2 separate regions of the Homo sapiens genome follow, and region 2 is linked to region 1. A link is a loop called in an ENCODE intact Hi-C map of the cell type or tissue named here. Cell type or tissue: mammary epithelial cell. All regions are shown on one strand. Links, peaks and the distances in the headings refer to the core of each region. The heading gives the core; the rest is flanking DNA.

Evidence for each region. A loop is a pair of places that touch in the nucleus more often than their neighbours do. Peaks named below come from ENCODE experiments on the same cell type or tissue, not always from the same donor. Only the 100,000 strongest peaks of a DNase experiment are listed, where the experiment ranks them.
Region 2: a loop joins it to region 1, with 2.2 times the contacts of the local background. A loop is called at or near these places in 9 of 110 quality-filtered maps.

Annotation. Positions count from the first base shown.
Region 1 is chr11:32,883,667-32,886,573 of GRCh38, forward strand. No RefSeq gene overlaps it. Among named protein-coding and RNA genes, the nearest start is that of QSER1, 7.7 kb to the right of the region's middle. In mammary epithelial cell, for the core only: a CTCF peak has its summit at 1,302 (motif pointing right); no DNase peak of the experiment used is centred there.
Region 2 is chr11:32,827,891-32,830,744 of GRCh38, forward strand. It overlaps PRRG4 (proline rich and Gla domain 4), which reads left to right and starts at 2,037. Exons shown (of 6, transcript NM_024081.6): 1 at 2,037-2,283; 2 at 2,618-2,742. The coding sequence starts at 2,640. It also overlaps a transcript of CCDC73 not described here. RefSeq lists a silencer at 1,814-2,193 and enhancers at 2,614-2,663, 2,674-2,733. In mammary epithelial cell, for the core only: no CTCF peak of the experiment used is centred there; DNase peaks (open chromatin) are centred at 1,911 and 2,691; H3K4me3 peaks cover 1,567 bases; H3K27ac peaks cover 1,480 bases.

The sequences.
Region 1 (2,907 bases), core at 200-2,699:
TCAGTGGAGCTGTGCGGACATTAATACTATGTGACAACACACGTGAAGTATTGTCAATCAGAAGCCCACCTAAGCCTTGGTGTCCAGGGTTTTTATTGGGGGTCAATTGCATAGTCATAGTAATTGCTCCTATGGCTGACCTGAATTCTCCAGTCCCTCTAGAGGTCAAGCTGATATTATGTGGCCCAAAGTGCCCACTATAAATCGCATTGTTAGCATGAATGATCTGGTGTGGCCCAAGGCCTTAACTAAACAAAAATACTCTTTATTAAGAGCCTTGAAACTAGGCAAGGGCCAAACTTTTCTTTGCAATGTACAGGGTTTGAACAACCCACACCTGCTGAGTTAATCCTTTACAAATCTGCTAAATAAAATAAAAATCCATGAGTACATATTGATATAAATAAACAAGGAATGTTAAATTAAGTTTAGCCTAAAGCTGCCGCCTTACATATTTTAAGGTCAGCCTAAAAATTTCTCCGTACATGGTGAACTATAACCTAACTGGATGTGTAAACAGACTGTACCTATTCTTGTGCCAATCACTGAGTTTTAGCCAACCAAGGGTGGCCAACTGTTCAAACCATGTTCAAATAAGGCAAACACTGAGCCGTAACCAATCAGCTGTTTTTATACTTGTATTAGTCTGTTCTCACACTGCTATAAAGAACTACCTGAGACTGGGTAATTTATCAAGAAAAGAGGTTTAATTGACTCACAGTTCTGCAGGCTGTAAAGGAGGCAAAGCTTCAGAGGCCTTAGGAAACTTACAATTGTGGGAGAAGGCAAAGGGGAAACAAGCAATTCTTCACATGGCAGCTTAAGACAGAGAGAGTAAAGGGTGAAGTGCTACACACTTTTAAACAACCAGATCTCGTGAAAACTCACTATCACAAGAATAACAAGGAGGAAACCCGCCCCCATGATCCAATCACCTACCACTAGGTCCCTCCCCCAACACTGGGAATTACAATGCAACATGAGATTTGTGTGGGGACACAGAGCCAAATGATATCAATACTCACTTCCATTTTCTGTATATCACCTTCCTTTTCCCGTCTGTAAATCTTCTTCCACCAAACAGCTGTGCTGGAGCCTCTCTGAACCTATTCTGATCCAGGGGCTGCCCAATCCAAGTTATTTTTTGCTCAATTAAACTCTATTAAATTTAATTTGTCTGAGGCTTTTCTTTTTAACAGGGATGAGGAACAATCCTTCTTGAAGAATGATAACTAATGATGTAGAAGGAATGATGAAGTTAGAAAAATCACTACAGTTGGTCCTCTGTATGTGTATAGCAGAGCCTCTAGAGGGAGCATGACCCTGCCAACTCCTTGATTTCAGACTTCCAGTCTTCAGAACTGTGAGATAATGAATTTCTGTTGTCACCTAGTTTGAGGTCATTTGTTGCAGCAGCCATAGGAAACTAATGATATGAACAGGAGACAGGGAGATCGGGAAATTCTGCGTAGAAGAGGGTGGTTCCCTGGCAAAGGCCCCACCTTCAAGCCTGTAGACCATGGCCCTAAATGGAGACAGGCATTCCTGTTTTCATGCCCAAAACATTGCCTTTTGGCCCACCATGCCCCCTATCTCTTACCCATATAAACCTGGAACCCCAGGCTCCAGAAGCAGATGAGCAGACAAGCAGACGAGGAGACAAGGAGACAAGCAGATGAGCTGTGGCACAGCACAGCAGGGAAAGAGAGAAGAGGAGGAATGTCTGAACGCCAAGAGGAGTTCAACTGAGGGCAGTCAGGGAGGAGTTTGGCTGCTGGATGGCCAAACTTTAGGGGATCATCTTCCCACTCCATCCTCCCTTCCAGCTCCCCATCCATCCCACTGACTGCCACCTCCGCCACTCAGTAAAACCCCACATTCATCCTTCAAGCCTGTGTGTGACCTCATTCTTCTGGGACGCTGGACAAGAGCTCAGGATACAGAAAGCTGTCACACTGGCCCTCTGCTCTTGCAGAAAGGCAGAGGGTCCATTGAGCTGGCTAACACTCAAGCTGTCTGCAGACGGCAAGGCTAAAAGGGCACACGGTAACACACACCCACTTGCGCTCCTGCACCTGCCTGTCTGCGTGCTCCCCCTCCCATCAGGGGTTTGAGCAGTGGTGGCAATCAAATAGGCAAGCCACACCCCTGTCGCACGTCCTTCGAGGGGGATTACGGAACATGCTTGTTTCAGTAATACATATGCTTAAAGCAGAGGTGAAAGAATGATGCCTTGAGAATTTTTTTTTTTTTTAGACAGATTCTCACTCTTACTGCCCAGGCTGGAGTGCAATGGCGTGATCTTAGCTCACTGCAACCTCCGCCTCCCGGGTTCAAGCAATTCTCCTGCTTCAGCCTCCTGAGTAGCTGGGATTACAGGTGCCCGCCACTATGCCCGGCTAATTTTTGTATTTTTAGTAGACATGGGGTTTCACTATGTTGGCCGGGGTGGTCTCGAACTCCTGACCTCAGGTGATCCGCCCGCCTCGGCCTCCCAAAGTGCTGAGGTTACAGGAGTGAGCCACTGCACCGGCCTCAGGAATTTACACAATATTCAAGTATCCACGAAATACTTATTGATTACAAAGTAAAATGTAGTAACTCTTTAGAGGAGAAATCTGGCAGTAACTCCTTTAACCAAGCCTATTTGGTTTGGAGTCAAATTGCTGATTTGAAGCTCCACTTGCATCATTGTGGTTTTTTGTTTGTTTTTTTGTTTGGAGACAGTCTCACTCTTGCCCAGGCTAGAGTGCAATGGCAACATCACAGCTCACTGTAACCTCTGCCTCCCAGGCTCAGGTAATCCTTCTGCTGCAGCCTCCCAAGTAGCTGGTATACAGGCACACGCCACCACACCCAGCTACTTGTTGTATTTTTTGTAGAGACAGGTTTTGCCATGTTGCCTTG
Region 2 (2,854 bases), core at 355-2,854, 56 kb before region 1:
GTGTTCTAGTGAAAATGTTTCCTATTCTTGTGTTCAACCACAATAAACCATGTCTGGCCTCTTCATAGTCTGATCCCAATTGCTTGAATAAGAGGGAAAGAAGAATCCATCATAGAAATAGTTTAGACCACGAGGTAGACAAATGGAAAGTGAAGAGGAAGGGATTGGAAGAAGGGAAAGGAAAAGCACTGCCTAGAAGGAATCAGTGAAAACAAAATTTCTGCAGAAAACTTAGGAATAATTCAGTTGATTATCAATAATAATAATAAAATAGACAATATCCTTTGGGAGGAGAAAAACAGAATTTGGTAAAAATTGAATTAGTCAAAAATTTGAGGCCGGGCACAGTGGCTCATGCCTGTAATCCCAGCACTTTGGGAGGCCGAGGTAGGTGGATCACCTGAGGTCAGGAGTTTGAGAACAACCTGGCCAACATGGTGAAAACCCCTCTCTCCTAAATGTACAAAAAATTAGCCGGGCGTGGTGGTGGATGCCTGTAATCCCAGCTACTCGGAAGGCTGAGGCAGGAGAATCGCTTGAACCCAGGAGGCGAAGGTTACAGTAAGCCAAGATTGTGCCACTGTACTCCAGCCTGGGTGACAGAGCAAGACTCTGTCTCAAGAAAAAAAAAAAAAAAATGAAGGGGGAAAAAATGTTTCCCTTGGTCCCCAGCAAGTGCCAGACCACTTCGACCAAAGCATAAATAGTGTTTCAAAGAACTGTTAAGCACGTTCTTTGGATAAAGAAGGATGTGACCATCACCTGGCATAGGTACTCTGTCCACCTGCTGCCTTCATTACTTGATGCAGCAGTTTTTGAAGTCTTTAATCAAGACCTTTTTACGCTCTTTTACATTATCAAGGACCCCAAAGAGCTTTCACTTATGTGAATTTTATCTAATGATATTTATTATCTAACATTAAAACTGAGAAATTTTCAAAATATTATTTGAAATCAAGACAACAAAGCTTACTTTTTGTTATGTTTATGCATAGACTCAAGGAAAAGATCAAGATTTCAAGATAATTACTTCAGAAAAATGAGGTTATAGCTATCCTAGTAGATATGAACAAATAGAACTAATCAAAGTACAAAAGCAGTAGCCAAGAGAGTTGGTGGACACCTGTAGTCCCAGCTACTCTGGAGGATGAGACAGGAGGATCTCTTGAGCCCAGGAGTTCCTGGGCAACAAAGTGAGACCCCCTACTCTGAAAAAGAAAAAAGGAAAGAAAAAAAATTAAGTTCACAAGTACTGAGAACAAATTTTATTAATCTCTATAAATCTACATAAATCTCTATAAAATGTACATACTGATAATGTAAACATACTACTATGGAAAATACCAGAAAATACAAGCACGCTCACTCAGGTATTCTATTAGGAGACAGAATGATGACGTTATTACACTTCAAATAGCCCCTGGAAATTTCCACTGTACACTCTTGAGAGAATGAAAGTGAAAATGGCAAATCATTTATTGTTACTATAATGGAAATAGTTTTGCCCTCAGAGACCCCTGGAAAAGATCTTGGAGACATCCCAGACCTGGCGGACCACCATTGGAGAACCAATGTAATCAATTACTTGTAAGGTCATTTCCATTTCTTATCACGAATAAAGGGTATTTTGTCTGATGAATATCTTGTCCTCGTCCCCGGACCACCCTTTTGAGAACAGTTGACCTAAGGTAACCACAGGACTCCTGGCCCAGTGGGACCCAAAGCGAAAAGCCCTGGACGCGCCGAGGGCGCTCTGCTTAAGACTGAGAACCGAAATGCTTCCTGAATTAGGATCATTGAGAACGCCGAGTGCAGACACAAATCGAAAAGCAGCCACCCGCGCCGCCAAGGCGGGGCCAGAACTGGCGGCAGGCGGCTGGCCCGCCCGGGGATGGGGCAGAAGCTGGGGCGGCTGAGAGCGCAGCGCGGGCTCCCGGGAGACGCCGGCCCACTGCCCGCCCGCTCGCCGCAGGTAGGCCCGGCCCCCGGGAGGTGGGGCGCGGCCAGGTGTCCCCAGGTAGCCGCCTCCTCCCGTCCTCCGTCGGCCGCCTCCCCGGACCGAGGCAGGACCTCACCCCGCGCGTGTTCCCCGGGCGCCCCTCTGCGAACCCCAGGCCCTTCCCAGGTTTGCGCGCGGGGGCCATCCAGACCCTGCGGAGAGCGAGGCCCGGAGCGTCGCCGAGGTTTGAGGGCGCCGGAGACCGAGGGCCTGGCGGCCGAAGGAACCGCCCCAAGAAGAGCCTCTGGCCCGGGGGCTGCTGGAACATGTGCGGGGGGACACAGGTACGAGGCCTGGCGGCAGGACCTCGGCGGGGAGGGGGTTACCTGGAAGGGGCCACCTCGGCGGACTGGGTTGGATTCGAACACATAGCGAGGGTTGCCCGCGGCGACAGGTGCCCGATCAGCCCTCGGCAGGGTCACTGGGCACGGCGTTTGTCCCAGGCGCTCTCAGGGGCTGCTTCCTGGGCGCGCGTCGGGTTCCGGCGACCGAAACCGCGCGCCGGGCGCTCTTGCGCCTAGGCTTTGAGTACAACAGGTTGGTGATTCAGTTCGACAGAAACTCAAAGTGCTGAGCTAGGGGCCTTTTTTTTTTAATATTTTTTTTTGTTTGTTTTAGTTTGTTTGACAGTTGCCAGACTATGTTTACGCTTCTGGTTCTACTCAGCCAACTGCCCACAGTTACCCTGGGGTTTCCTCATTGCGCAAGAGGTCCAAAGGCTTCTAAGCATGCGGGAGAAGAAGGTAAGCACTAAAACGTCCCTGGAACCCAGAGCCGCATAGCACAGATCTCAGTGAGAAAGTGCAGTATTTGAAATTACATACCCCCAGCAATCATAGAAACACTAAAATATCC